Regions from separate parts of the Mus musculus genome. Here regions 2, 3 and 4 are each linked to region 1. A link is a loop called in an ENCODE intact Hi-C map of the cell type or tissue named here. Cell type or tissue: heart. All regions are shown on one strand. Each heading gives the region's core, and the rest is flanking DNA. Links, peaks and the distances in the headings are about the cores only. Region 1 holds the start of Gm2109 (predicted gene 2109). Region 2 has its middle 47 kb from the start of Lca5. Region 3 has its middle 31 kb from the start of Gm46123. Region 4 has its middle 37 kb from the start of Gm39384.

Evidence for each region. Hi-C counts contacts between places; a loop is a spot of excess contacts. Peaks named below come from ENCODE experiments on the same cell type or tissue, not always from the same donor. Only the 100,000 strongest peaks of a DNase experiment are listed, where the experiment ranks them.
Region 2: a loop joins it to region 1, with 6 times the contacts of the local background. A loop is called at or near these places in 6 of 42 quality-filtered maps.
Region 3: it touches region 1 in a loop (5-fold over the local background); 4 of 42 quality-filtered maps call a loop at or near these places.
Region 4: it touches region 1 in a loop (4-fold over the local background); 7 of 42 quality-filtered maps call a loop at or near these places.

What each region holds. Positions count from the first base shown.
Region 1 is chr9:83,687,351-83,695,445 of GRCm38, forward strand. Gm2109 (predicted gene 2109) reads left to right here and starts at 4,125. Exons shown (of 3, transcript NR_046066.1): 1 at 4,125-4,221; 2 at 4,361-4,458; 3 at 4,660-5,897. It overlaps Gm39385 (a long non-coding RNA gene), which reads left to right and starts at 7,430. Exons shown (of 3, transcript XR_870964.2): 1 at 7,430-8,095. In heart, for the core only: a CTCF peak has its summit at 4,223; no DNase peak of the experiment used is centred there; H3K4me3 peaks cover 622 bases; H3K27ac peaks cover 259 bases.
Region 2 is chr9:83,484,475-83,492,569 of GRCm38, forward strand. No RefSeq gene overlaps it. Among named protein-coding and RNA genes, the nearest start is that of Lca5, 47 kb to the left of the region's middle. In heart, for the core only: a CTCF peak has its summit at 4,361; no DNase peak of the experiment used is centred there.
Region 3 is chr9:83,378,577-83,386,671 of GRCm38, forward strand. No RefSeq gene overlaps it. Among named protein-coding and RNA genes, the nearest start is that of Gm46123, 31 kb to the left of the region's middle. In heart, for the core only: CTCF peaks have their summits at 2,953 (motif pointing left) and 4,381 (motif pointing right); no DNase peak of the experiment used is centred there.
Region 4 is chr9:83,606,498-83,614,592 of GRCm38, forward strand. No RefSeq gene overlaps it. Among named protein-coding and RNA genes, the nearest start is that of Gm39384, 37 kb to the left of the region's middle. In heart, for the core only: a CTCF peak has its summit at 3,633 (motif pointing left); no DNase peak of the experiment used is centred there.

The sequences.
Region 1 (8,095 bases), core at 2,059-7,058:
CCAGGTTTCTTTTCCAGTGCTTATTAAGGTAGGACAGAGTCCTTCATACCTGAGCTTACATAAGTCGAGGATAGGCTTGTCCCAGAAACAGGTTAAGCACCAAAACCGTAGAGCGAAAGCAGATGTCTGGGAAGAGACGTCCCTTTCCCCTAGGGAAGTGCTGCTGGGGTCCCTGTGGTCCCTGAAGCCTGCCTAGCCCTGCCAGAGGCTTGGTGCCACCTGGACTGAGCCTGAGTCCCAGGAACAGTAACTAGCTGCCATCCAGAAAAGAAGAGGAGACGATGAGCCAAGCAGTCCTGGAGAGAACTGTAACCCCTAGAGACAAGGAAATCCTTGTCACTTTCCTGCCTCCCAACACTCTCGGTGCCCAACTCTAAGGACACAATGCTATGACGCTGTCTAAGTCACTGGGCGCTGCATACTGTGTGGGACCATTTTCACTCCAAAGGTCTTGGTAATTTTTTTCACCTATCCTCCTCCATGTTTTCTTCTATTTACTCAGAACAGTGTATCTGGGCTAGCAAGTGTAGGAACGCAGTCTGCATGCTACTGAACACCCTTGAGCAGTGGCCTGAATACTACCAGAAATCTTTGCACTTGTAGAAAAACAGGAAAATGATTCTCAACTCACAGCTGTTTCCAGCTAACAGAATTCCTGTGAGAAAAAGTCAAGTGACGAAAACAAAATGTCAGCTATGTCACACGTATTCATATAAACAACAGCGTTGGGGAGAGGGCTCAGGGCCAGAGACAAGGCTCAGGGCTGGAGACAAGGCTCAGAGCCAGAGACAGGACCTAGGGCTGGAGACAGGGCTCAGAGCCAGAGACAGAACCTAGGGCTGGAGACAGGGCTCAGGGCTGAGACAGGGCTCAGGGCTGGAGACAGGGCTCAGGGCTGGAGACAGGGCTCAGGGCTGGAGACAGGGCTCAGGGCTGGAGACAGGGCTCAGGGCTGGAGACAGGACTCAGGGCTGGAGACAGGGCTCAGAGCTGGAGACAGGGCTCAGAGCCGGAGACAGGGCTCAGGGCTGGAGACAGGGCTCAGAGCCGGAGACAGGGCTCAGAGCCGGAGACAGGGCTCAGGGCCGGAGACAGGGCTCAGGGCTGGAGACAGGGCTCAGGGCTGGAGACAGGGCTCAGGGCTGGAGACAGGGCTCAGGGCTGGAGACAGGGCTCAGGGCTGGAGACAGGGCTCAGGGCTGGAGACAGGGCTCAGGGCTGGAGACAGGGCTCAGGGCTGGAGACAGGGCTCAGGGCTGGAGACAGGGCTCAGGGCTGGAGACAGGGCTCAGGGCTGGAGACAGGGCTCAGGGCTGGAGACAGGGCTCAGGGCTGGAGACAGGGCTCAGGGCTGGAGACAGGGCTCAGGGCTGGAGACAGGGCTCAGAGCCGGAGACAGGGCTCAGGGCTGGAGACGGGCTCAGTGGTTAAGAGTCTTACAGAAGACCTGGATTGAGTGTCCAGCACCCACCTAGTATGGCTTACAGTTGCTTAAAACTCCAGCTCCAGGGCATGTGACACCTCTGGCCTCCTAGGACACCTAGACTTAAATGCACACACACACACAATTTAAAAATAATAAAAAGTAAGTCTTTAAAAACTGCAGAATGTGTGGGGATGGTACCTATGGAAGAAATAGAATCCTGTGAGAATCAACAGGACAGTGTCTTGAGAATAGCATCTTCCAGCAATACTGCACAGAAATTATATGTGACCAGGAGAATATTAGACAACGTCAGTGTGTCCCTACAGTCTGACTGGCTTCAGTCTCCATGTTCCCACCACCAGGGACCACTGGACAGGAAGAAATCTGTGCAACCAGCAAGTTATAAGTCCTGCCAGGCCCACTTAACGCAACACGACCTGGTCTGAAGATACAAATATTAACAGGAATGGAGATTGTGACTTGGCGTGTGTGTGTGTGTGTGTGTGTGGTGTGATGGGTGTGATGGGTGTGATGTGTGGTATATGACTGTGTGTATGTGTGATGGGTGTGTGAGTGTGTGTATGTGTGTGTGAGTGTATGTGTGAGAGAGTATGTGTGGTGAAAGTGTGTCTATATGTGTATGTGCATATGTGTGGTATGTGTGTGGGGTGTATGGGGTGTATGATGTGTGTAGTATGTGGTGTGTATGTATGTGTGAGTGTATGATGTGTTTGTGTATATGTGGTATGTAATGTGTATGTGTATGGTGTGTGCTGTGTGAGGGTGTGTGTGTGTGATAGTGTGGTGTATGTGTGTATGGTATGTGGGGTGTGTGTATGTATGGGGTATGTGTAGTGTGTATGGTGTGTGTATGGTATATATGGTTTGTGTGTGTGGTGTGTATGTACAGTGTGTGAGGGGCGTGATGGGGATGTGTGTGTGTGTGTGGTGTGTACAGTGTGTGAGGGGTGTGTGTGTGTGTGTTTGCGGAGAGGTTGTGGGAGTGCATTAGTTACTCTGATCATATGACCAAATGCTCAGTATAAACAGCCTGAGGGAGGACAGATCCCTGCAGCTTACAGTTCCAGGGGATTCGGCCCATGGTTATTTGAGCTCATGCCTGTGGGAAGAATCCTAGTGGTGAGAGCACATGGTAGAGAAACATCTTCACTTCGCTTCCGAGGAGGCAGTAAGCAGGGGAAGGGGGAAGAAAGGGGGAGTGAGACTTGAGAGATCTATAAAGCCCACGAGCTGGGTCCAACCATTCAACACGTGAACTATAAAGTTCAAACCGTGTGCAACAAACCAGAAACCTGATAGTGGGGGTTGTGTCTGCTCCAAATTGGGTAGGAAAGAAATACCTGATTTTGTTCATATCATATTAAGTCTTTCTTCCAACTCGATGCCATTGAATTAGTCAAAAACTGAATCCTAGTTGTCCTTCTAAAACACCCATAGACATGAAAATAATTATAATTTTAAAAGTACTAAGTGTGGGAGAGATACTAGACAGAGAAAACAAAAATAGCTCTTACCCAGCACCATCGTGATGAATAATTACCCTGTGCCCTTCTCATAAGACACTGAGGGAAGCCCTGTCTGGGTTTAGGAAAGATGAAGGGAACGCTAAGAACTTTAATGGATCTCCATTCACCTCATCTGTGAATCCTTATGTCTGTGTTCCAGTTGTAAGAGCCCAGGAGGATTTACCCCAAGAAAAGAGCCTGCTGAGAAGTAAAGGCCAATGCATAGACGTGGAATGAGGATCATGTGGGCACCCCTGGGATGAGTTGGGTAACTCCATACAAGGACCTTTATACTGAACAAGCTAAAAACAGCACAGAATAGAATTTCAGAGCACCAAGGTCTCCCATTTTAAAAAATGCAATACCTTCCTTCACAAAACACACAACATAAATGCTGATTTGTATCACATTGTCCTATTTCAACTTTGTCCTAAAGGTTTGACTCATGAAGAAGCAAACAGTTGTCACGTCCATTTTTAAACCTAACTGAATGTCATGTCTCCTTATGTGTCCCACTATCCCAGATATTGCTAATATTTTGAACCTGAAATCTTCCAAATGGCTTCTTTTCTAAGTCATTTTGAGAATGTAGAATTAAGTACGTAATTATATGACTGAGAAATACTTTTAAAGCTTGCTCTCACTATGACTTAAAAAAAAAAATAGTGCGGTTCTCTATTTGTATTCCTCGGAGGATGGCTTCCTGAGTTAGGTATAACTCAAGAGTGCCTCTGCAGGCCCATTAGTCGCCTTTTCTAAATTACATGAACTCTTTCAGGCCCCCCAGAGTGCCCACAACTTAGGAATAAATGAATGGATTATATCTCACGCCACTGTATTTTTAAACGATATATATTAACAACCAGCACTGTTGGGCAGTTTGGGGCTTTGGAGATTACAGTCACAATTATTATAAAACAGAAGATTCTCCTTACAGAATAGGAAGAACAAAACCATTAAACAAAATGCAAAATTAGCCTTCACTTTCACTTGAAGAAATCCAGACTACAGATCAATTCAAGCTTTGATCAAGGTCGCAGTCTGGTTTCTGGGCAGCAGGAACTGGACTCAGGCCTCTACACTTTTTGGCACCTGTTAATGGTTGCTACCACCAATTCTTAAATTGTTTGCCAAAAAGACTATTCATTACCTCTTGTCACATGATTGCCATCTAGTGGTGACAGTGCTTATAGTCGCGTATTCAATGACAAAGGCCAGAACATCGAGAGAATGAGATTTAATTTGTCTTTCCAGCTACTGCTTTTTAAGGTATTTCGTCTATGTTAACTTAGTTAGTACTCGGAATACCATGGTCTAGAAATTTTTATCCATGTAGAAACGTTCCTATAGATGAAGGAATTGGGACAAAAACAAAAAATAAAAAATAATCACACCACCTTGCTCCCAGGTGCAGTCGCTAGATGGCGCGCTTCCCGGGAGCTCGGTGTCTGTCGAACGGCTCAGGACTGTGAGGCTGTGTTCTCTGGGGCAGCAGCACCAGCACAGGTAGCCGCCACCTTCTGTTTGTTTGTTTGTTTGTTTGTTTGTTTGTTTGTTTGTTTGTTTGTTTGCCTGCTTGCTTGCTTGTTTGTGTCTTGTCTTGTTTGCGTTCCTTGGGCTGCAGTGTCTGCCTGGAACAGCCGGTAGGATCCAATGACACTTCATCCCAGGTGAGGAAAAGGTATGTGGTGTTTTCCACTCACACAGCGCTTGAAAGCCTTCCAAGCTCACTCAAGATGGACTGAAAACCGAATCATCACAGTGCTGGAAAAGCGAGGGACAGGAAGAAGTTGGACCCCGTGCAAGCCCTGTGTGCTCTTCCGAAATAGCTCATGGCAGTTTCAGACCCCAGTCAACAGATTGTCGCTTTACAGACGAACCCAGTTTGAGATTGCTTTTCTGTACCTGGGCTGTAAGAGTTTGCCCTTTTCTCCGTTCCTAATTTTGTATTGGCCACTGTCTGTGCTTATGAAGCAAGGGCGGTGCTTCCTAGAATCCACTATCCTATTCTGGCAGTTGTAGCATTTAACTAAAGACAACATTTGAAAACATTTATAAATTTTAAAATGAAGCCTTTTACATAAATTAAATGATTAAAAACTTTGCATATTTTTTCCATTGTAAATACCAGCGTCTCAAAAGCAACAAAGTTTACAACCTAAAGCCGTTATTCTTTTGCTTAGACAAAAACCAAATAACTCTGGAGCTTGTGAGAGGTCTGTTCAGAGCTTATGTGTTCACACAAGCCTGGATTCAGTCCCCGGAACTGTAAAAGAATCTGTATACTATGACCATAGTTTTAAAACCGAAGCACAAAACCCACAGACAAGACTGTAGCTCTGTGAAAGGACACTTGGTGATGTGAGTTAGGCTCTGGGTTCCATCTCTAACGGTGCAAAATAAAGCAAACTAATTTCAAATGTAACAAGAGAGAAAACAACATCTGGAGTTCTAAACTTCTGCTATGGCATGAAAGTGACTTTCTTTTCCTTTGTACCGTTCTTAATTTTCTATACTTCCTGTAAACATGCTATGTGATAAATTAAGATGACATTCATTATGATTTCTGTAATCTGACACTTCTATTGTTAAAGCCTAAAAGGTATCCACGCTTATTTTTATACTCAAAAGCTACTGTTTTCATCATCTGTCATTTAAGGTAATCAACATTTCTGTAAGCTTTCTAAGCATCTGAATGAAATGACGCAAGCCACAGCAAACGGATACATACACAACACTGTGCATAATAAGACATCCTTTGGGAGGTGGGCTCTGAAGAGATGGCTCTTCATGGGCTGCTCTTCCAAGAACCTGGGTTCAATTTCCAGCACCCACATGGTGGCTCACAAGCATCTACAACTGCAGTCCCATAGGATCCCTCTTCTGGTATGCAGACCACACAGAAAAAAATATGTATTAAAGTAAATGAATAAATCTAGAACAAGTAAACCCTGTTTGGTTTGGAAGACATAGTTTTCATGCAGACGATACCTCCCCAAAGCTAAACATCAAAACAAACCCATTATCCAGGCATACCTTGTCTCTGTTGAACAGAAGGAAGGGGTCTCCTGGTTGTCAAGTAATAGGTGAATGTGTGAATGCTGCCGTCACTACTTGCAATGAAGATAAACTCCTTAGCATACGTCTTAGGTCATGACATAAACTGAGAAGAGTAATAAGCCCCTGTAGAGAAAATGGTCTCGACTCACATGACATGAAGTTGGAGGCTGTAGTACAAAGCAAGAGTAGTCATGACTACAAGACAGTTTTGAGTGGGCTGGACTGCGTTAATAAGAAAATTGGAGGAGGCCGGAGTGATGATTCAGCAGTTAAATGATTGTTACTCTCTTAGAAGAGTAGTTCCCAACACCCCATCAGGTGGCTCACAACTGCCTGTATCTCCAGCCCTAGGGAATCTAACATCTGGCCTCCATGCTCACAAACACACACACAGAGGAAGGGGAGGGAGGAGGGGCTATGCGTGCACACATTATTAGAAATAACATGAAGCTTTAAAAAAATTTAGGAGCTAGCTGAAGAGGCACCTCTTCAGAGGAGGTGGTAGAGGAGCTGCTACAATTACAGAGGACCTGGGTTCAATTCCTAGCGCCCACATGACAGCTGAGAACTGTCTATAAGTTATAGATAAATTTTAAGTGATAGATCCTATAACTTCAATTCTAGGCAATCTGAGACTGTGCTCTCTGGGGCAGCAGCACCAGCACCAGCCACCACCGTTTGTTTGCTTGTTTGTTTGTTTGTTTGTATCTTGTTTTGTTTTGTTCCTTGGGCTGCAGTGTCTGCCTGGAACAGCCGGTAGGATCCAATGACACTTCATCCCAGGTGAGGAAAAGGTATGTGGTGTTTTCCACTCACACAGTCAACAGTAAAAGCACTCTCTTCTGGCCTCTGCAGGCATCAGATAGGTAAGCATTTATATACATAAAATACAAATATATTTTAAAAACTTAGTAATGGAGAATATTGGGGCCTTTGAACTCAGACTGATCCTTGTGTGGAGTTCTCTCTCTCTCTCTCTCTCTCTCTCTCTCTTCTGTTTTGTTTGCTTTCCAAGACAAGGTTTCCCTGTGTAGCCCTGGCTGTCCTGGAACTCATTCTGTAGTCCTGGCTGGCCTCAAACGCAGAGAGCTGCTGCTCGGATTAAAGGTGTGTACCCAAGCCGGGCGTGGTGGCGCACACCTTTAATCCCAGCACTCGGGAGGCAGAGGCAGGCGGATTTCTGAGTTCGAGGCCAGCCTGGTCTACAAAGTGAGTTCCAGGACAGCCAGGGCTACACAGAGAAACCCTGTTTTGAAAAAACCAAAAATAAATAAATAAATAAATAAATAAATAAATAAATAAATAAATAATAAAAAATAAAGGTGTGTACCACCACCACCCAGCTTAAAAAGAATTCATAGTGAAATGCTAATACCGTCATTCTACATTAATTATATATTTATTGATTTGTAAACATTGGCATCAATCATTTATTTTTTTAAGCATGTATTTTAAGATGCCCTGGGTTCAATTCAAGTTTGTTATTTGTGTGTTTAAAACATAGGCTATTATGCTCTCAGCCTTTGGTTAAATATTTAAGTTAGCATTTTAGTGACTTTTTGTTGTTGTTGTTGTTAAGTAATATTGGCTTTTATTAAATGCATTTCTACAAATCATTTTAAGAGAAACCATTGAAAATTAGCAATGTGATTTGTATTTTTTAAGTCAGTGATAGAAAATAAAAGAACAAGGGGACACCTATTAATTAAAATTCCCATGCACTCGCAAGACAGGCTAGAAGTTGATAGATGCACAGAAGGGAAACTGATGGATGCAGGAAGATGACCCTGTGGGTGTCTTTAATAAAACTCCACTCTTTGTGTTCAATTTCTTCTTCATTTTTAATGAAGAATGCAGTTATCCTAATGTAATTACAATAATCACAACACTTGCCTCTTCCCCTCCCTCCATCTAAACCCTCCCATACACACCCCTTTCTGCCTTTCCATTTCATGTCTCTTCTTTCAAACTCACCTCTCCTGTTCCCAGCCTTCCCCGGGTGCCTTCAGTTCCCTGTGGAGGGGTCAGGTCGCCTGGGCTCTTCTCCATCCACGTTAGCGCATCCATTGATTTAAGTCTTGTA
Region 2 (8,095 bases), core at 1,553-6,552, 200 kb before region 1:
TGTACCCACGTGACAAAGGGTTTTTTTTTATGTCTCTCAATTAACCAATATTTGTTGAGTGTCAAATACATGACAGCATAATTATATCCTTTCCTTTAAAAAATTCTACTTGTTTCGAAAGGAGTTTTTCCTGAGAGTCAACTCATACTGTCCTTTCTAGCATCTGAGTTCTTATTTCCCAACAGCTCATAGTTAGAACTATGAAGTTTGAAATGTTAGTGTTGATTATTCCTACAATACATTACTAATTGTTAGGAACCAGAGTGATGGCCTATGTGGTGGTGAATCCCATGAATCTCAATGTTCAAGAGGCAGAGGCAGAAGGATCTCTGTGAGTTTGAGGTTGGCCTGGTCTACATAGCAAGTTCCAGGCCAGCCAGGGCTGCATACTAACTAATATCCTGTCTCAAAAAAACAAAACAGTCAGAAAACTGAAGTCATACTTCATTTTACTTACATATTTTCTGTAGCATATAAAACAAAGCCAGGCAATTGGTTATTTTATGATTTTATTGAAACCTTAGTTTTTCCCCAAGTAAGCCCCATTTTTAAATGAACCTCAACATTCATTGATCTTACACTTTGCTACAGGCTATGATGTTCTCATTTCTTAGACAAAATAAGAACTTACTAAATGAATTTTTGTAACTTTGATGTCACATGATTTATTTCTTCCCCAATACTCCTTTAAAATACTGTAGCACATATTTGTATAAATTCAGCTTATGGTTACAGAAAAAATGGTATTGAAAGAATCTGCAGAAAATCATTGCTAAATTATTTTTGTGGAATCTGATAAACTAATAATAGCATTCATGCAAAAGAAAAAATGTCCACGAGTGCCCCATGAGGACAAAGAATCATCACCACACCAATGGGGGGAAAAACCATGCGATTAGCATGAAAGTTGTCTACCATAATTCCAGTAATATTTAAATGTTCACTAATGTGGAACTAGCATGAGATTACATACACCAGTGAAACAAAAACCAGAGACAGAGAAATAGATCTGAGAAGGCTAGGCTGACTCCATTACAGGCTTCAAATTGGCAGTTCAGGAGACTAGGACTAAGAACTGGGCAAGTCCAGGCAAGCTCAGACAAGTCAGTTACTAGAAAAAAAAATCCCAGGCTTCAGGCAGCTACTCAGAAACTACCCTACTGTCAGAAGCTGCCCTGCCACCTGGTCTGAAGCAAGGGCAATGGGTCAGCAAAAGTTTCCAGACCCCTATCCCTTACCCCAGTAACAGTTTCCAGCCCCTATGCCCTGCTAATGGTTCTGGAATGTCCCTAGAAATGGAGCAAGATAAATGTCACTTACCCTGAAATTCTCCTAATGTCTGCCAGCTCACTTACTTGTTTCTCCATCTTAGAATGAAAGACCCCAGCATGCTGGACCTCTGCAGAACAAAACACTCTTTGCTTTTACATATTATTTGAGTCCAGGGTATCATTCTTTGGTGAACCATGGGCCCTTACAGATCAATATGAGAGATGTACAGCCAAGCACTGTATAATGGGTGCATCTAATGGTGGCCCCATAAGATTATGTTGTTGTTAAATCATAGGCTACTTATCATACATAAATGAGGTTTATTAGTGGAATTGACTCACATGGTCAGGGAGGCTGGGAAGTCCCCTGGCAGGCTGTCTGTCAGCTGGAGTCCTTGGATGCTAGCAGATTGGCTCAGTGCCGCTCCGAAGACCTCCAAACCAAGGAAGCTGATGATATGATTTTGAGTCTAAAGCCAAAAGCCCAAGACTCCAGGGAGGAGGCTGCTAGTGTAATTCTGCACCCTTGTCCAGAACTCAGAATCCTGAGTTCTAAAATCCAACGATGCACCCATCTAATACCCAGTGGTTCCACTTCAAGATATACACATACAGATGACAGAAACCCTTACATACCTTCAGCAGGAAGCAGATACTAAAATAGTCATCACAGCACTGCTTTTAACAATAAAATCTGGAACCAACACAAAGAACCATTGACATGAGGCTGCCTACAGGAGTTGTGTTGCATTTGCACATTACTGGAGATGTGGCTTAGTGGATAAGAGTGCTTGCTGTGTAAGCATGAGGACCTGAGTTCAAATCCTCAGCACCCACAAAAAAAAAAAAAAAAAAAAAAAGAACCTGACATGGCTGCAAGCACCTGTAACTTCAGCATGGGGGAAGGACACAGGTGGAAACAGGTTGGCTAGTCCATCAAATTTCAGGACTCTGTAAAAGACTGTCTCAAGAGACTAAGGTTGAGAGAGGGTAATAAAGGGAAATACCTGACGTTGTCCTCCAGCCTCGGCATGTATACATGTGGACGTGTCCGCCTGCACACTCACATGTGTGATTGTGCAACACACCTAACACACAGATGTAGAATGCTGAATGCTCATGTGTACTCATGAACGAATGTCTGACACATAACCCAGATGAATAACAAAGTAATAAAAATTGCATAAACTTCATTTCTACATCTATAAAATACAAAAACATCCAAATATCCATAAACACCTCTCTTCCAAGTACTAACAAGACCCGCTTAGCTTCTGAGATCCCACGAGAGCAGGGTAGTATGACCATAGACAAAACCCACAAATGTATTTACTTAGGGATTAGGGAGATAGAAAAACAATAAAAAATAAAGAGTCCTACCCCAAGTGAGGTGGCTCAGCCAGTAGGGGCACTTGCTGTCACAACTGACAACCTGAGTTCTGTCTGATAAACCTGCATGGAGAAAGGAGAGAACGGAATCCTGCAAACTGTCCTCTGACCGCCACGTGTGCACCATGGCAGATGAGTGCTTCCAAAATAAGTAAATACGTGTAAAACCGAGTTAAATCCTCACACATAATTGAAGACAGTGATTACTGGGGATAGAGAAAGCAGAATAGGAGACAAATGGAGATACTAGGTCAGGTATACAAAAGAGGATGTCAGCGATATGATAGAGGTTCTACTTTTAAATGTATTTATTTTCATTTCATTTTATTATAGTAAGAATTTTATTGTGCTTTGTTTATGATGAGACTTTTTGTTCTTATCCCCAAAAATAGACACAACCAGGTTTTTTTTAATTTTTACCAATGCTGCATGAGGGTGCGTGTGTGTGTGTGTGTGTGTGTGTGTGTGTGTGTGTGAATTCTGTTGACATAGTCAAAATTAAGTTTGCCATCATTATGTGTCATAGATGCTAAGCTGAACAACCACATTTCCAGCTTACATCTCGATTCAACGGTGGACCTGTTTACCTTTAGGTGCTGACCTGCCCTAGTCGATTGAAGGACAGTGGTTCCAGCAACCATATGTATGAAGAAACCTGCTCTTTACATTTCTATCTTCATTTATACAGAATTTAACCCAGATTGCACAGAGTTAGCTGTCAACAGGGAATGCAGAAGGCTGGGATCTGCCTGCAGAAATTGAAGGCTGACATTGTGAGTTAAGGCTGACATTGTGAGTTAATTGGGAGAATTCCACTCTCCTTCGTGTTGCCTGCTAATGCCCTACGTGTGTACAATTTCAGAGTAGCATTAAAAAAAATACTCCCTTCTCTTCCTTTACCCCCACTCTTCCCACATTAAGTATCTTTAGGAACATATGGTATTTCCAAGAAAAAGCCAAATGAATATCTGAAACATTAATGTGCCATACTGCTATCATGACAAGAATAAAGAAGACAGGGAATCCAGAAATCTCCTAACACAACAACTGTTACTGCCAATTCCCACATCCAGTGCAGATCATCACTTAGAGAAGGAGGGCTGCTCGGTGACTAAGCAGACAGATGGCAGGTGCGAGTCAAAACACTCTGGGGTGCTAGCTCAGTTCAAAGCATTCTGCCTTACTCACGGCTGGAGAGACCGAATGTACAAAATCACATCACCGACTGAACAAGGAGGAAAGGCCAGAAACCCACGTAATCAAAATGTAAGAGGAAGACACCCAAAGTTAGGAGCCAAATTCTGTGGGCTGGATCTTTAATCTTTCTCTGGTCCGTGATTAAGCCTCTCCCAGGGTTCCCTGGGGTACACAGGATGTGACTGATGTCTGCACTTTACTGCCCTCTGAGCTGGGACCACCTCTATCGACGGTTACCTGGCTGCATTCCTGCAGAGCAGTGATCCAAGGCAAAGAACCAAGACCACATCCTCACCCGGCAAGCAACGCGCCCTGGTTTACCAACCTCACTGTTCAGTTCCTAGGAGGGAATGATGGAATCTAATTTTTACATGCTAGACAACAACCGGAGGAGGGGGACAGAAAAACCACTCATGAGCGTTCTCCTATTTGATTAAGGGCTTTGGATATTACAATCAAACAGGCTGAGATCACTCTAATGAATACGCGTGTAATTGTAGAAACAGGCCCTAGGTGGAGCCTCAGTAAAGGCGGCGACAAATTGATGAACAAATTGAAAATAAATCAAGTCCTCCAAAATTTCCATAAGCAATCGTAGCATCTTATAGAGTGATCTGTTTGTCGTTGCTCCAGCACAGGGGACAGGGAGTTATAGAACAAATGCTTTGTTTGTTAGGGATGATTCTCGGGAGAGTGTGCTCTGTCATAGCGAATGAAGACACATGATTCCCTTCAGTCTGTCTTTGATGCTCTTTTTTTTTTTTTTTAAACAGTGCAGTGTGAATGGGTGAAAATGCCCCTAAGCATCTCTCTTTCCTTTGGGGACATGCACTAAATTATTTATTAGCATATAGAATATCTCACCTCACAAGAGAAATAATCAGAATTATTTAAAGATAACATATTCATTAACCATAAACACAATAACGCTAAGTGAAATTGTCTTTCCCCATTCCGATTACATTTCATTAGTCACCACTGCCAAAAAATGTCAGACAACTTTGTCCAGTTATATTGGGATAGAATTGGCAAGTTAACACTGCATACACTCAAGGAATATAATGTGACTGCTATAATTTGATACCTGTAGACATGGTGAAGGTATAATTAAGATAGCCATCCATAGACACCACGCTTTTGGCATTGTATACCTTAGATTTCTGAAACTTCATTTTAAGAAATTTCTATTTCTTTTTCTTTCTTTCTTTCTTTTTTATTGGGTATTTTCTTTATTTACATTTCAAATGCTATCCCAAAAGTCCCCCATACCCTCCCCCCCCCCACTCCCCTACCCACCCAATCCCACTTCTTGGTCCTGGCGTTCCCCTGTACTGGGACATATAAAGTTTGCAAGACCAAGGGGCCTCTCTTCCCGATGATAGCCAAGTAGGCCATCTTCTGCTACGTATGCAGCAGAAATTTATATTTCTTAAATTTCTTAATATTTTAAGATATATAATATATATATTTAAGATATATTTTGAGATATATAAGATATATTTAAATATAATTTTTATTTTAAGAAATTTGTATACTACGGAAACATATATACTCCTAAAAACTTGATTATATTCATTGACCCGTGTAAGCATAAGATTAAGACTCTGATGACTCTGCACAAACAGTGCTCGATAGGAAGAAGGAAGAGCGAGAATGTCTTACAGAAGCCGGCGCACTTGAGAATACTTGCAGTGTGACGTTAGCCTCCAAGGCATTCAGACAGAGTTTTAATTTAGTTATTTTGCCTTTTCTGCCACAAATTACTTTTCCCTTTGGTTTTAGAAAGTATTGTGTTAAAGTATTATGGTGACTGAGTGTGACAGTACATGCCTGCAGTCCCAGCTAGTCAGGAAGCTGAGGCAGGAGGATCATTAGAGCTAGAGAGTTCAGAACCAGCCTGGACGACATAATATACCCTATTTCAAAATAAGAACAATTATTGAAGTTAACAAATTTTGAGTATTTCACAAAGTTTGCTCTTAAAGTGGCTGCTTCAGTCACCTCAGCCCATTCTCTCTATGGGCTGTGACTGCCTCCACGTACCTCTATTTGAAACAGCACTTCCTCCAACTTTGAACATAGGGAATAAACCACAGTAGTCTAAGCATCACATTGGCTTTCCCTATAGTGATCATTAGTCATTCCTCACGCTGATATGAGAAAATAATTGTTTTCTCATGATGTATGGCAAACACAGACAAATATCGCTTACATAAATCACTACTTTCTAACTTAATTACTCTGTCTGCAGTATACCTGTTTCAAATTTGTTTAATGATTTGGAACTACAGTTCAATGTAGTTGGTTTCTGTGATACTCACTCTTACATGACTTATTTTATTCCCTTAAATGCATCATCCCAGCATAGATGTCCACAGCCTCACAGACTGCTGAGCAGTCCATAGTGCAGAGAGATGCCCTTGTGGGGTAGATACCCTCACTCCTGGATTCCTGCTCAAGAGACCCTGAGCCGGAACCATTTAATACAGGGAACTGAAACCAAATGAAGACATAGTGACACTCACAGAAAGTACTTATATGGGTAAATATTACATCTACTTATCCCTGTACCCAAAGATAAGATTAGTTTCCATCTCTTACCTTTTTATAGGAGATAGAGACTATTACAGAAATCCACAACTGGTCAAAATGCAGAGAACAACTGACTGTGGATACCCAAGCCCAGTTGATATATCTACAGCATAACCCTACATCTAAGGCTCAGGAAACATTGCCGAAGAGGCAGAAAGACTGAAAAGGCCAGAAGACCAGGATGTCGGGTCCATGAAATAGTGTCTTCTATGTATAACAGGGAACCTGCACCCACAAAACCTCTCTCTCTCTCTCTCTATGTTTATATATATATATAATGTGTATATATGTATATACATATATATATGTATATGTATGTATATATCATTGTTCTTGTTTGTTCACCAGAAGTTAAGACCCGGTTGTTGAACGCCTATCACACGTCAGTGAAGAGAATCGGATAATCAAACTGGAGCTGAGCTGGAAGCTTCCTTCCCACCCATCAGCCTTCACAGTGCCAGGGGGCGCCATGCAGGGCACTGGAGGTTAAAAAAAACATCACCAATAGTCTTACCTAGTCATGGTTAGGATTCAGTGACCTACAATAATGACTTGCCAGGCAAGATGTGCCCTCTAATGTAGTAATAGCATGACTGTCCTGGAAAGAGCCAACCCTTTTTGATTGGACTTGAGGCCCACTCCATAAGCAGAAATTCATTCCTGGTTCTATGAGTCTGATCAAAAGCTATGGCTAGGGAGTGCATAGGTCCTCTTGGAGAACCTACTAGTATTGTTTTGTTAAATGACCAAGGTGTCAAACTGTCATCAAAACATTTTTACCTTCAGATTAGTGTTGTACCAAACCTTCATTAGGCAAGTTTCTTACTGTAGAGGGTGGAGTGCTTAATGAAGAAATCTATATCTGGCCAAAGTCACCAACATCTGTTATAGTAGAGTGTTCAGCCCTAAGTAGGACAACTGTCTCACTCCTCACCACCGAGGCTCAGGAAACATGTCAGTGGAGGGTGGAAAGAATGAAAGAGCCAGAGGACAAGGATGGGGAGATGTGCGGCAAAGGATGTCCTCTCGACAGACATAGCTGGTGCACTGCTGAACTCACTATAGATGCATTCCTCTACACAAGACCGACTCATGATTAGACCCCTCAACACACGATACCCATTTGCAGAGATGTCATGTTTTTCCCATTTGTTCACACCATTGATGGTCTGACTAATGCTTGTCTGACTGATCCATCCATTCTTCTGGGAGATGTGTTAAAATTTCGCAGATTATGTAGGTGTGCTTATTATATTTTCTTATCATTCTATCATTTTTATAATGTATTTTTAAGCTAAGAAGATAGATTTGAAGTCAGGTAGGAGACGGGAAAATTATGACTTCGTGGAGAGCTAAGAGGAAGAGAGGGAAGGAAGGAGGAAGCCATAGATGTATATTTATTTAGAATGCTTTAGCTTTCCAGGGTGGTGTGCTTTTTCATGTCACATGATAATAATGTCCAGTTCTGAGTTATTCTTTCCCCAGTTTTTTCTAGTTTTAGATGTATTTATTTGCATTTTTGGTGTATGAATGTTTTCTCTGTATGTATATCTGTGCACTACATGCCATACCTGATACCCTCAGGGGCCAGAAGCAGCCTTGGACCCCTTAGAACTGTAGTTATAGACGTTTGTGAGGCACTATGT
Region 3 (8,095 bases), core at 1,916-6,915, 310 kb before region 1:
TAATCCACTTTTCCATTCCGTGAAACTCATAGTTCATCCCAGCCTGATGTGTGTCTTTCTCAAATGGTTTATGAGCTGGAAAGAAAAAAAAGGGATAAGTAACACTCTCCAGACTCCAAAACAAGAACCCCTAACCTTACTGAAACTATATTAAAGCAATATATAAGAAGAACTAGCCAAAAATCACATTATACAAGACAATTGCCAGATGAGGGGTAAATGCCTTTAATCATGGCAGAGGAAGGTAAACCTCTATGAATTTGAGGTCATCATGGCTTATGTTGTGAGTATCAGCCAGACCTACATAGTAAGACCCTATGGGGGCATTATTGTTCCCTAATTCAAAAGGACAAAGAAGAAACCCGATGATAGAATATTTGAATAAACAATAATTAAAATGACTATCATGCTGAAATGTGTGCTCTACAAGCAAAGCACATGTATGCTCAGAAAACTTAGATGATATGTTAAGCCCTAAAATAGAATCTCTATACATTCCCTAAGTGACCATTCTGCCATAAAATTCCAATAGCAGTAAGCTACAAAGTTACAATTAATGAGAAATATCAAATAGCCCTAACCCTGTAGTCAAAGACAAAATTTACAGCAGAGTTTCAGGGGTCATCTCAGCGTTTCTTCCTCTCACCTGAATCCAGCCACCCTCTCTGTGGCATGTCCCTCCATATAGGCTACAGTGTGTTTCTGTGGGTAGCACCACACCTGGGCACTGCTCATCCTTGGTGTTCACACCTTCTCCACTTACAGGCTGGAGAGATGGCTCAGCGGTTAAAGGCAAGGCTCACAACCAAAAACACATCCTCCACTTGTAAGAGTGAGAGAGCGTTGCCCACTTAGGATGATGATTGATGGAGAGAGTATGCCCCCTTCTCATTTCCATGAAACACTTAATACAGCCTTTACAATATCCCCGTGACAGCAAGAACCATTTTACTCCAATAAATCTCAATCCACTAGAGCACATATGTGTTGGAACTGTCTTTTCCCACTTCATTCTCCACGGTCTCTTCTCCCTACTTTCTGGAAGCCCTTTTTCAAATCAACTGTCTCCTTGTCTGAAAGGTCTCACAGTGAGGTCACTTTCTCTGTTTCCAGGGCACATAAATGAATCAATATAGTTCAAGACAGCTGACCCTCTGCATCCTATCTAGAACCTAACTGAGGACTGAAATGGCAGTGGGGATCCTAGCGCACGGAGATGAGCCTCCTCTGGTAAATGAAAGGTGACCGCCCGCATTACTCCAGAAGGATCGCCTCTGCGCAGTGAATAGATTTGGCAGAAGGCCAGCACCGGTGAAGAACAGGGTAGAAGCGAATGCAAATGCTATGTCCTCATGGCAGAGACATTATTGAATGAATGAAGTTGGGAAGCAAAGAAAGAAATGCTCGGCCTCGCCCATAATGGTTTAAGGTTGAAAGGCATCATTTAAAGTTGATCAGCCAAGTAGCAGAAACATGACAATGTTCAATAATACAGAGAATAAGAAAGATAATGCCAACGAAATCCTTTGTGGGTGAATGGAGCACAGGGAAAAGAAGCATTCTAGCTGTTAACATCCTGGTTAGGGTCTATTGTAGTAGACATTAGCCAAAAGAGTAGAGGGAAAGGGGGTGAGACGCTGGAGAACGCCTCAACCTTTCCTAATATCAAAGGGTAAATATAGGCAAAGAAAAATCCACATAATGGAAAGATTTTTAAAAAATTGCTGACACAGGAGTGTATAAAGTAACAGTGTGGAACAAAAATCAAACTTATCTGAATAGCAATAAATGCCAAGTAACTTAATATATACATCGAAAGTGCTTTTCAGGCTGGATCACAAAACAAGGCTAAAAATAAACGGGACTCAAATATACTTCACAATAAAGACAGGACCAAGATCTTAATAGGAAAGGTGAAATCCAACCCTCAAAGCATAAAGATCCACAAAAATGAAGACGTTCTTAAAGCTAATGGCCCAATTCACGGCAACGACGTAATTATAAATCTTTTATGCATCGAATACCACTTTAGCATATTGTATGAAGTAAAAAACTACAGCAGCTACAATACAAATAGAAACATCTCTTAGTATACAACTCACCCCATTAGGCCTGAGTGAACAAGTATATAATCTTATTGCTAGACACACACACACACACACACACACACACACACACACACACACTACTTGAAAAACAACTGGACAACTGCTCTTGATTAAAATTCTTAAATAAAATGAGAAAATATATGTGTTTAACATGAGGAAAATTAAATCTATCTCAGCCCCAAAGTTCAGCCACATATAAAGGGAAAACAGTTTATGTGTTCCTATTAAAACTATGCATGACACAGTTATGAACAACTTCAGCACTATTCCAAAGGCCTGTAGCGAGCAAGAAGCCGAGAAGTACAAGTGGTGCCCTATGGGAATACGGATTTAAAAATGATCATTATAAAGATGTTTATATAGCCCAAAACCTCAAAAGTTAACTTTTACATATATAAGCAGTGGTTGTGTCAAAGAGTCTATGAAAGAAAATGGTGTATTTAGTAGCAATGAGAAATCAAAACGGGCCTGGGGATACAGCTCAGTGGTAGAACACTCAGTATTCAAAAGGCCCTAGGAGCCATCCTCAGCAACACAAAAACCAGAAGATGCCTGAGAATAAATGTACCGAGAAATATGCAAACACTGTGTAAAAATAATCCAGCAAACCCTTACAACACAAGTGAAGTTTATAGAGGAACTTCACAGTCCATATCCTCAGAAAGGCAAGGCAGCATTACAGACATATCAATGTTGTTTTAATAAAAATACCCCAGGGGATGGAAAGATGACTGAGCTGTTAAGACCACTGGCTGCTGTTCCAGATGATCTGGGCTTCATTGGAAGCATCCAAATCCTGGTAGCTCACAACCAGCCATGACTCCAATCCCAGGAGATCTGACACCCTCTTCTGGCCTCCATGGGCATTGCACATATATGGTACACAGACATAATATGCAGACAAAATTCCCACCCATAAGCATACCAGATAGATAGATATAGATAGATAGATAGATAGATAGATAGATAGATAGATAGATAGATAGATAGATAATTGATGATAGATAATTTATAGATGAATGAATGAATGAATGAATGAATGCTTAATATCCCCAAAGGTTTTTTTTTTAATTAAACATTTTTTAACTAAGTATGGAATGTAGCTTAGTTAAGTATCTGCTTAGCACACAAAGGGTCCTAGATTTGATCCTCAGCACCGAGGAGGGAAGAAGCATAAAAGTTTGTCAAGCATGGAGATGTACGCCAGGAATCCCAGCACCTAGGAGTGGGAAGCATTAGGATTAGACGGTCTGGCCCAGTCTGAGTTACATAAAAAGACTTTTGAAAACAAGAACAAACAAAACTTCTAAGGTCTTTAAAGCATAAAAGTGTGTGTGTGTGTGTGTGTGTGTGTGTGTGTGTGTGTGTGTGTGAACACTGAAAAACTTTAGGTGCGTTATAAACTTAGAGTCTAGTGCCAAGGCTCATTAAGATGAATTGCATGGTTTCCAGTAAAGGCAAGGCAGCCACTGGCACATGGAAAGGCATGAAGCAAATAGAACAGAATCAGAATCTGAAATAGTTTCTATTGTGTATAATAATTTTGTATGTTATAAAGACGGAATTTCAAAATGCATTGCATCAAACTTTGAAGTAACAACTAAGGTTTGTATTTCAAAAGTTAGAATTTCAAATCCAACCTTTTGTTTTTGTTTTGTTTGTTATGTGAGGAATTGAATAGAGACCCTAGAGCAGGCCAAACCCTTAAATGGACTTTTGTCAGAGTCTGGAGGTAGTGGTACATTGGCTTTAATCCCAGCACTTGGGAGGCAGAGCAGTCAGATCTCTGAGTTCGTGGACAGTCTGATCTACAGAGTGAGTTCCAGGACAGCCAAGGCTACACAGAGAAACCCTGTCATGGAAAACCAAAAGAAAAAAAAAAAAAGAAAGAAAGAAAGAGAGAGAGAGAGAGAGAAAGAAAGAAAAGAAAAGGTGTCAGGATAGCTTGGTAGACATTAGGAAAAAAAGTTATTTCTGTAGAAAGTGAAATAGAATTTTGAATCTAGAATGATTAAGAATAAATTACAGATAAAACTTTAAAAAGTAAATATGATGGATTAAAAGAAAAATCAAAAGATAAGAATAAATATAGGGATTTATTTTTATTTGCATTTATTTATATGTTGGCCTTTGGGGTTTTTTGTTTCTTTGATTGTGTTTTGTGGTTTTGGGGTTTGTTTGTTTGTTTGTTTGTTTTCTTGATTTTTGTTTTTAATGTCTGTGCATGTTTTCCATGCATGTATGTTTGTGCATGCAATGCCTGCAGAGACCAGAAGAGGGAGTTGGATGCCGTGGAACTGAAGTCACAGCTGGTTGTGTGCCGTCCAATGTGAGTGCTGGTTCTCTATGAGGGCAATACAGCTCCAGCCTCACACTAGGGGGTGGGGAGGGGTTCCCCTAAATTATATCATGAAGGGGTAATGTAACACATCAAAAGAGAGATCAATAACCTGGGAAAGAAAGGATTGGAACAGGCAGTCGTAGAATAAATGGTGTCTAACATCACCTCACTTGGAGTGAAGTGAATACAAGCATTCTCAACAGTATTGAAATGTCTATGAGACAGTCAAAGTGGGCTAGTGATTGTGCAAACGATATAATCCTAGAGGACAATATCATATTAACTGCTAACCAGCCATGCCCCACTCCTGGGGTCCTGACCCAGTGTATAGATAACCATGTGAAGCTGATACACACAACCAAGTGGCGAAGCGTCTGTAAGAGCAGCAAAAATGCCCCCAAGAGCATACTGGCAATTAGCTCTGGTATGTTTATATACATGCAATATCATGACACTATTGTTTGTTGATGAAGATGCTATGTAATGATAGAAAAAGCTCATTGGGTTGGCTTCCTGGGGCTGCCTCTGCAAACTGCTGTAACTGGGGTGGCTTTAAAAAGCAGACATGTACACTGCAATATGGATAAATACTTTGTGCACTTGAATGGCTAAGGAAAAGCAGGTGAAATCTTTTTTTTTTTCATTAATCATTCCGTTCTTTACAGCTCACATGATATCTCCCTTCCTGGTTACCCCTCCACAACACCCCATCCCATCTGCCCTCTTTCCCCTCCTCTTTGCCTCTAATGAGGGTACTCCCCCACCCACCCACCTACTCCCACCTCACCGCTCCAGCATCCTCCTACCCTGGGGCATCAAACCTCTACAGGACCAAGGGCCTCCCCTCCCATTGATGTCAGACAATGCCATCCTCTGCTACATATGTATCTTAGCCATTCAAGTGCACAAAGTATTTACTCATATTGCAGTGTCCGTTATATTATTATAAATATATGCATCTTGCTTCTATTCTGGATTATTCTTTCCTTGAGTTCATTGCTCCACATTGCATCCGAACATTAGCTGCTAAATCAGATACTAATCAGACGCTGTTGCCTCCCCTCCCCTTCAGTCCAGAAACGCAGATATTGCTTCCGCCAGTTTACAAGGCTGAGCACTGCGATCTAGGCAGATGCGCACATGAGATGCTCAGTGTTTGCAGACAGAATGAGTGCAGTATTTATAGACGAGCGAGCTTTAAAGGCTCTGGGTGAAACGCCTGTGGGCTTAAGCCCTGGCTCTACCTCTCATTAACAGCAGGATGAAAAGTGCATTCTTTAAATATTTTTAAGTCCTAGTGTCCTTGTCAACGTACTTCTTTAAAATAGGACACCTGGATGGTTCATTTCAAATGTAGAGACAAAGTATGTACTCACCAACTCCATGTCTCTGATTACCAGGTGATTTTGCTCTTGAGGCTTTTCTTAGATAATTTACAGCACAAATTCTGTCAAATTCTATTCAATACAAAATTCCTAAATTCACTATGAAATCCACATTAAAAATATCTTGGCTTTAACATGTTCTGTATAAGGGTGAGTTCAAAGGGCACAGTATACCTGAATAAAATTATTTATGAAGCTCATCAATATGTATAACTGCTATCTGTCAAATAAAAATGTTTTCAAGAGGTACTCATTGGTTAAGAGGCACTGGATGCTCTGCCAGGCGACCTAGGTTTGATTCCTAGCCCCACAAAGCTCACACCTGCCTGGAACTCCAGCTCTAGATGAACCTATGCCCTCTTCTGGTGTCTAAGGGCACCAGATGGTCACATGGTGCATCAACAAACAGACAAAGCAACAGTATATAAAATAGATATTTTTAAATGTTTCTTTAAAAAACGGAAATGTATGTCCTTCTATTTGTGTAGATTTGAAGTTTTTATCAAGGTGTTTGTACGGTCACATGCTTTCTGAGGACCCTGGAAGGGTTCTGGTTGAGCTCCTGTCTTGCTTGTGGTGATCCATTACAGTCCTCAGTATCCCTTGGGTTGTGAACATAAGGATAGTCTTTCTCCATCATCACATGGCATCCTCCATCACACTAGGAAAAAGTGGTTGTGGGGGGCGTGTATAGGGGAGAACTTAGGGGGGAAGGAAGAGGAACTGGATGAAAACACATATATGCATCTATGAAATTCTCAAACAATATTCTTTTTTTAGAAAGGACATCAGTGTTTGCTTGAACAGCTGTGAGTCGTTTAGACGAGCCCAACCACCACGGTGAGGAAGGTACCAAGAAGCTTACAGACATCACAGCAACACAAAACAAGCTAGCTTAGACTGGACAGTAGTCTATAGTGCTTCCCTTTGCACCTGTTACAGAAGCATCCTCAGGAAGTCAGCAGGAAGAGTTTAGTTGCACGTGGGGATTTTGTGACTCAGCTTAGGGGCTGTGGAGAACAAGAAAGTGCTGCAAGTCTTTTCATGTTATCCTATGTTCTGAACCACAGATGGCACTGGTCCAGAGAGTCCTGTAAGAGGGTGACAGAGTGAGATCTGTGGTGCTGACAGGGGAAACGGGGATCACTGGAGCAAGACACAGCCAGGAAACAGACAGGCAGAAGCCCTCAGAGCAAGCAGCTCTTCCGATGGGTCGGTAGAAGGAGAGGTTTGTTTCATCTCATCTCCGTTTCCCAGTGGCTGGTGTCTGCCGAGGCCACAGGGAATATCTTCAAGTGTCTTCAACACCACTTGGAAAATTTAACAGAGGCAAAATGATTAGTGATCAAGCCTTTCAGAGTAAAAGAATGGCTTTTCTTCCCCCCAAAATCTTCAAAAATCAAACACCTTTCCTATTAATAGGAAGATAGGAGGGACCTGTGACTTCATTAACTGTAGAATTGAGGTATCATTTTTGAGGCTTTGAGTAAAAATGAGGAATTCTTTTTTAACTTTTGATCCATTCTTTGTGAATTTTATATCATGCAGCCCAATCCCACCCATCTCCTTGTCTCCTTCCCTGCCCTCTGCCCTTGTACCTCCCCCAAAGGAAAAAAATCTTGTTGTAGAAGCTGTAGTATGTCCCTGTGACCTATAGTATACCCTTTTGTCCACACTTCTTTGCTTTCAAACATTTACTGCAATGAATCACTGGTCTAGTTCAAGGTCTCTGGCTTTTGCTACACTATCAATACTGGACCCTCATTCAGACTTATCTTGATATCCTGCTGTCACCTTATGTCATGGAGCTCCTGCAGCCTTGGACCTGTAGGACCAGCCCCTTCACACACTCCAGCAATTCATATTTGGGGTAGATGTTGGGGTGAGTACATTCAAAGCCCTACATGTGGGTGTAGGTGGCATGTGAACTGGTCAGCCCACCAGCACTCCCACACCCACACCACCAGGACACCAGCACTCCAGCCGATAGCTTACCCAATGCAGCAGCTGCCAAGAGACAGAGCCAGCTCTCCCACTTCCATGCCCTTGGGCCAGCTCACCTGCACCCAAGACAGTAGAGCCAGCTGTGCGGTGAGGGATAGAGTCAGTTCTCCTGCCTGCCATAGGTGATGAGGGGCAAGGGGTGGGGTGAGGAGGGCATCTCTCCCTCACCCATGACACCACAGGGCAGACAAGCTGTGAAGCCACCTTGTACATGCTCGCCCACTGACAGCCAGCTCATGCCCTTGTCACCAGCTCTA
Region 4 (8,095 bases), core at 1,126-6,125, 82 kb before region 1:
TCAGTCATTTAAGTAAAAATGGCTTACAGGAAATATGTACGCCTTGTTGGCCTGACCTCACTGGAGAGCTAGCGATTTGTTAGGCTGAGGAATGGCCTTGTCACAAACACAAGTCCATCTGGAAGACAGAGTTTAGGCTTGAGCCGATCCTTATTTTGATTGTGTGGCCGATTTCATTAAGCTGGTGAAATTTAATTTCAGCCTGTGTGTGTACACACACCTGTGATCCCAGAACTCGGGAGGCTGAAGCAAGAGGATGGAAAGGTTGGGGTCAGGATGGGCTACATAACAAACCCCAACCTGTATTTGTTTGAGTAGGAAAAAAAAGGAATACTATGGTGCTGAAGTATATATGGAAAGCTTATGATGTAATTTCTCATGTGATCTGGGATTCATGGTAAGCAGTAGCCTGTTTTTAGAGCCTTAGCCTTAGCCTAGTCCCTTGACTTCCAAAACAGTGAAAAATATATATATATATATATGTGTGTGTGTGTGTGTGTGTGTGTGTGTATACATACATACATATACATATATATATCACAATAATTCTAAAGGCCCTGGCTCTTACAGCACGTGCTTGGCTGCACTTGAATGTTCTCATCATCCCGCCATACACACACATTGTTCTTACTCCTGCAGCAAGTAAATAACTGAAAAACAAACAAACAAACAAAAAACCCTTCTCCATAGCATCTAACCTGTTTGCCCAGAAGAGGTCGTCTGAAGTGAAGGACCAAGCGAGTCTCAGGAAATGGCAGGTGATGGATGCCATGCGCCCTGACTCTCAGTTCAAGGTATCCAGTGAGTCGCTGAGTGGGTAGATGGTTGGATCAGTGATCCTGCCACAGACCCCCCCCCTTTATTAACTCTGGGGAAATGCAAAGTCAAAGAAAAATGACTAACAACCTAATTGGTCCTGAGTGATGCCTGGTCAGTGCTGTGCTCACCAACGCACTTGAGCCTCTGTCTGTCCCTGGTCCACGTTTGGATGTTCTCATGTGTACCTTGGGGATTTGTGTGCCACTAAAACACGCTGACCAAGTCAAGAGTAGCAGATCCAGATTCAGAAGGCCAGTACCATTCTCCGCCTCGATGAGCACTTGAAAGCCACTCCCAGCGTGGCTGCTCACAGCGCCTTCCCCATTGCACCGGCCAGTGGGCCTGGGAGAGGCATCGTAGGAGAGGCGTCTGCAGTGGGCCCTTCTGCACAGTGGGCTCCAGCCTGTGGATTATGTGCTGTCCACAGGCAGGCCTGAATACCGCTGTTGGCTGGATGCTGACCGCCTTCATCAGAAAGCCCAAGTTTGTCAGACATTAAGTGCAGTGTAAGCCACGTCGGGAGATTTGGGACCTTGATCTTAGCAAAGTGCTAATTGAAGAGCCTGGTTTTTCTTTTCAGTAGCTAAGGAAGGCTTGCTGCTGCTGCTGCTGCTGCTGCTGCTGCTGCTGCTGCTGCTGCTGCTGTGCTACACAAATACAGCCAAACCTGAGACCTTTCTGTGCTATCCATTTTCTCAGTATGAACAAAATTCACTTAATTTCATGCATATTTTGCAACCCTTAACTACCCAGTCAGTTTAGACAGTGACAACTTTTGGGTTGTTGCTCTGACTGAGGGGGAATAAAAACAAAAAAACAAAAAACTCTGGCCTTCCTGGGTTTCTTACTAGCCTCAGTCCTGGAGTCAGAGATCAATAGGTGCTGCTTGTAGAAGTAAGACAGGAATCTGGCAATTTAGAAGTTAACTAGATGTAGCCCTTAATATATGAGCTAACGGCTGTTCAGTAGTTTTCTTAGGTAGAACAAGTGGGTGGATGATAAAAAACAGTGTGTTCCCTTGTCTTCCAGTAGCTGTGATTACAGTCAAAGTGAAGTTCTGTGCCTAATAATAACTTCAGTTACACTGAAAGCCAGTGGGAAGTGACTGCACATAGATTAAGTGTAAGATCAGGGAAGCTCTCATATTTTGATTGATATATAGACATATTATATAACATATAATATATAATACATATATATGTATACATACATATATATATATATATATATATATACACACACACACACACACACACACATACTAGCAGATAATTGTCTCAAGCTTTAGTTCTACTGAGTTGCAGAGATAAAGCCTAGAAGTATCTTTCAAAAGGCTGTTCCTGTGTCTTAGCCGGCCGACATTGTCTGGGCCAAGGCTATGAAGCATGACCTTCAGCAACCATAAGTTACAAAGTCAGTGTAACTGCAGAGAATGGCACCCAGACAGTGCTGAGGGGCTAGAGAGTTGGCTCACCAGGTAACTGTGTACAAAAGACTCGAATTCCGTGCTCTGCATCTGCAGCTCACCTGGCCTGTAATCCCAGCTCCAGGGGATCCAGTGCCTCCAGCCTCCACCTGCAATCTTGTGCAAATACCCACACACATGCACGCAGCTAAAAATAAAATACATTTTTATTTGAAGTGAGTGATGCTAGTGGCAAAAGGAATGGCTCAGCCAATGGTGTTGGAGGAAATTGTCACATTTAGCATTGAGACAGCGTCCCTGCATCTGGTCATATGGAGGAAAGGGTGAAAGGTCACGGAAGGTCATGTGGGACAAGATCGTTCTTGATAGCAGACTTGTCACCTATCTCCAAGGCTGTGCTGGGTACTTTTTGTCAACTTGATACAAACTAATCACATGGGAAGAGGGAGCCTCAGTTGAGACTTTGCCTCATTAGAATGGCTGGTGGCCACATCTGTGAAGCATTTTCTTTATTGATGGTTGATAATGGGACGGCCCAGCCTACTGAGATCGGTGCCACCCTGGGCAGGTGATCCTGCCTGAGTTCCCACCCTGACATCTCTTCATGGAGGACCATAAGCTGTAAGACAACACAATGACTTTTCTTCCCAGGTTGCTTTTTATCATGGTGTTTGTCCCAGAAACAGAAACCAAAGTAGAACAAAGGCCTTCTAAGTTCTTTTATGTAGCATTCTTATTTCAAAATAGTTTCTAATGAGCAAACTCTTAGACACGGAAGGCACCAGCCTTTAAGTGACTCGAGGTTGGCCATGGTGTTTCCAGATCTCTAATGAACTCTCTGATGCCTTCCCACGACCTTGAAAAGCAACGTGACTCACAGTTGATTCTAAAACCGCAGATACATCTAGTGGGAGGGAAACTACTGGCATATGCTATACAAAGGTAATCACTTCTGTATATAGATCTGGGTATACTTTTAATAAAGAGGTAGTTAAATAACATATCCAGTCTGTGTGATGGCACACACCTGCAGCCTCAGCTGTTTGGGAGGTTGAAGCAAGAGCATTGCTAATCTGAGGCCATCTGAACAGATAAGCAAGACCCATCTAACAAAAGGAGCCTGGATATTCTAGTGCTAAAGAGGAGCATAGAACAAAAGGGATGACATTTACTGGTAACCAGGTACATGATTTCATCCCTTTAATTTTATACAGAAAGGGAGAAGAGTGATAATGGTCTGTAATTCACACACACACACACACACACACACACACACACACACACACACACACACGCTGGATAAATCTTGAGAAAGCAGTATGTATTGAGCAGGCTGGCATTTGTATAACAGGGCTTGGGCAGCAGCGACACCTAGAGGCCTGATGTCTAGATGCAAGTAGAGGGCTTCCTGTTCATTTTAACCATTACCAGAACAAATGAAGAGAACCCTGAAGGTGGCAGTGGCCTTTTCAGAAGCCTTTTGCAGCATGTGAATCTTTACACGACTTTAGATTGCCTAAGGCGTCAGGAAACCTCATTCTAGAAAGATGGGGGGGGGGTGCTCCTGTGGAGGGGAAAGTCTAGCCTGAGTGGAAGCAGACCTGCAAAGGTTTACCTTCTGCAAGCTCACTGTCCAAGGATCGAGAGTTTTCTCTAAAGTAAATTATAGAACAAGTCAGATTCTTCACGTTATCAACCACAGGATCTCATATGCTTTGCAATAGAAAATCTGTAACTATGATGCAGGCTCTGGGGGAAGCCACACAGTGCCCGGGGCAATAGAAAACTTTACTTGCTGAACCAGCAGAAAGTCAGGAGCAGAAACACTATGGGTCGGAAAGCCACAGTGATCAGCCCTTCCTTTGCTGCTAAGGAAGAGGAATTACCACACAGGAGAGGAGGGAAGAGAGGCACAGGGGCGCATCTCTGTGACACTCTCCACAGCAACATTAATTAACACTGCAGCGACTCCCTGCTGCTGACAAGCCATCTAGATGTGGCGGCTCCCAACATGGATGCATGTAAAATTCAGGCTAGAGGTCTCACAGGCTGATGCCAAGAGTTAAGTGGGATGGCTTCTGTTTGTTCCAGAAGAAAATCAGCTGCCTCGTCTTCTCGGCCCCTTGAGGCTGCCTGGTTGACAGTCACATCACGAATCCTAGCATGCTACTTCCTGTCTCTTCCTTTTGCTCAGACACTCCTCCTCATTCTTGAGAGGACCCCAGTGATTACCTTGGGTCACCATACATAATAATCCAGCGTAACCTCTTCATCTCCAGGAGCTCCCATCAGCTTCCTGCTGCCGCCAGGGTGAAGTAGTGCATCCGCGCACTATCTTTAGCCAAGAACATTATCCTGCCTACCTTGAGCATTGCGCGCGCTAACCCTGTGATCCAGGCTAAGGATATTTAAAGTCCCTGACTCTAAAGAAGAAAGGATGCGGATGAAGCAAATAAATCAGATTTCTAGCAGCGTTAACCAGGAGGAGGTTAGTTCAGATGAGGCAGTTAGTTCTATGTCTGACCGATAAGGAAGAGTTAGCCAAGTGAATAGCTTTAAAACAGAGCAAATAACAACATGCAAAGGTTCAAATGTACACATACTTTATTAGTTGCTATGATCAATAAGATATTCGATGATTTTACTAAAAGTGGCAGATGAGGTTTAGCTATGTTATGAGAGAGATTCTCCTACGAAAATATCTCTCTGGGGGTGGGGGAGGGAAGGGAGGGAACAAGAAAAGAGAGGGAGAGAAGGAGGGAGGGAAAGGGGAGGGTGATTTCTCACAAAAGCATTACTTCTGTGTCCTATAGGAGATTGTACAACCTGGCCAAACAGTCAAAGATTTCAAAAGTATTTTAATCTACCTCTTTGTTAGCCATGTCTAATGATAAAAAGAAACTATAAAGCTAGAACTGATGACCCAGTGAAAATATTAAAAGAACATTTCTAGAAAGATGTAAAATATATATTTTTTTGTGAGGCTCTTTCACAGTTCTGTTCTCTTCCCGCTAGCCTCAGGAACAATTCAGGGAGATTTTCATTAAGTTTGAAAAAAAAAATCTCCATGCTAACAACCCAAGTGTGAGTTGTTAAGACACGTGAGACAATTGTGATATCATTGAACCATTTCACGCCAAAGAGCTTGTGAAACATCCCTTCCCTACTAGTTATAGAAATGGTCTTTGATGTTGAACTCCTGAATGTGGCCTCATCCACAGCCGGTGCGTACATCACAGGCTATGGAAAGGGATGTGAAGTGTGGCCGGAGACCTGGGAGGGTCAAGGATCAGCGCACAGCCTGTGAAGAAGGTTCCCTTAAAGAAAGCGGGATGAACAATAAGCTCACTTTGCGCCAGGCATTGCACAAAGGTTCTCGTGATAGCTGACCTTGGTTATCAGCTCGACTACATCTGGAGTCAAGTAAAACCTAAGTATCTGGGCATGCCGTGAAGAGTCGTTTGAGGTGGGGACATCCACCCTAAATCTGGGTGGCACTTTCTGGCGACAGCCCACATATGACACAGAAGGATACTTGTGTTATTTGCCTGTGTGCCCTCGCTGGCAAGTTTGTACTGAAGCATCCCTTTGCTGCCATTAAAACCTGCTTCTTTGGGATCCCAACATAGATGGATGACCATCAGCATTCTAGGACTCCAGCCAGATCGGGACAATAGGGACATCACCCGGTCCCGTGGACTGAACAACTACCAAACTCTTGGGTTTTATATTATATTAATTCTTGGCCTAGATAATAATTTTACCAGTTCTGTTCCCTGAGAGAGAACGCTGACTAATACAGTTCCCCACCCCGAGGGAACCATGGGCCAGCTACACAGTAAAGATGAGAGACAAAGGTGTGCATATCATTCTGCTACTTTAAATATTACGTGACTACTTCAAAGGGGTCCACTAGCAGGCACAGCGGCCTGCTCTCTAGCACTGAAAACAAACAAAAAGGACCCAGAATAAAAGTGCATAGAGGGGGAGCTTTTTAACCCCTTTCTGTCATGGACAGAGCACCAGAAATATCACGTTAGAGGAACTTATTTGAAAACTCGAATTACGATCCATAGAAAGGAGTTTCTCAGAAGAGCCTCCATCAGCAGTAGCAGCCTGTGCACAGGCCTGGGATAGAATAACGATTTGGAACCAGCACAGGCAACCAGGTGTTCTGAACAAGGGCCTGGTCATAAGGGGACTGGAATTTCATACTATGAGATTTGAATCTTTAAGATCTGGCTACTGAAAGCGTGGCCCAAAGATCATCTCTGTGGCGGCCACTCCAGTCAGAATTCCATTTTGACAAGGTCTTTGGGTGATTCACGAACACGTTGATATGTGAGAATTGTTGTTATCGGCTCAGGGAAACATTGAAGGATTGCAGTTAAGAGTACCAAATAATTATGTCTGGGTTTTAAGGAAATGAGTGGATGGCAGGTGAGGGGTCGGGGTGAGGGTCATATGAGGACAGAGGTCTATTGACTAGTTAGAAAGTCACCTCAGCGATGAAGACTTGACCTGAGGTCACAGCCATGAAGATGCTTTGTTTCCTCCTGAGGGAGAAGAGAAAGGAAGGCACGAAAATGTTAAAACTCAGCTAATGGATGGTATTAATCCAAGTAGGGAAACAGGCTGTTTTGAGATGCAGGTGAAATGGCCAGTGTAAGCACATAGGCTCACCCCGTTGACATCCTGGTGGCTGTAATGAAATAGCCCATGAAGTCCCAGAGGGCAGAAAAGGAGATATTGGCCAACATGAGAAACCAATATTCACCATTATAGGAAAAGGCAAGGGGGAGAGAAACCATCCAAAAGTCAGGGCAGGCGAACACGAGGACACAACCTTGGGATTGGACTCAGTGGAAGTTTTTGGGCGAAGTGCTTCAGTTTTCCCGAAGTCCTGAAATAGTAAAAAGAAATGAAATAGATCCAGCCATGCCTGAAGAGAATTACTAAGGACAAAAACAAACAAACAAACAAACAAACAAATGTAAGTTTGGGCAGGTGGACTTCTAGTAGCAAATGTGCCGGCACCCCACAGAAACACAGGGGAACCCAGAAATCACGCAGTGAAAATGAGAACAAGGAAGACAGAGGTGCTGGCAGCCATGCGGAGGTGTTCACAGACAGAAGACAGAGGAGCAATTCAGACGAGCTGGTGGGCAGTGGCTGCATCCTTAGGAGCATTTTCAGCCTTGTACAGGCTTCCTGATGGCAAGGGCCCCTTTTAAGCCTTCCTGTTGGCTTAGATAAATAATGGCTTCTCAGCCAGCTGGTCAGGCTTAGCCATGGGCTGGAAGCACTCTGTGCAGGCCTGTCCCTCTTTGCATTGCACTAAGTATAATCCCTTAATGCACTAGAGACTGGAAGGGCTTCATTAAATATAGTCTTAAAGTTATCATAGTCTCTGGGCTGCAGATTGCTGTTTTGTGGTACGTTGGTTTTATTTGTTGGCTGGTTGGTTTTGTTGTTTTTTATTTAGGGAGAAAAAAAATCCATCCATGTGCTTTTGGGGATCCTTTCTACACAACACAAAGCTTGGAAACCTTGGCACAGACTTATGGCAAACCCTCCAGACACCTGAGTGACCAGCTATGCTACTGTCTGCTAGCATAACGCAATAATGAACCTCAGTTTGAAGATGCCCTTTTATTTCCATACAAATTTCCCTCCAGGTTTTTCTTAATTAAAGTTAAAATGAGAGAATAATGGTTATGTCTGTAGGAGTCCTAATTTTTATTCAACCATTGTGTACAATGACTCTTCCTCTAAACCAATACTATGAAAATTTTTCTTTTAATTGCCTACTAATTGATTTAGTTCAGTTATTGACCCAATGGGGTGGTT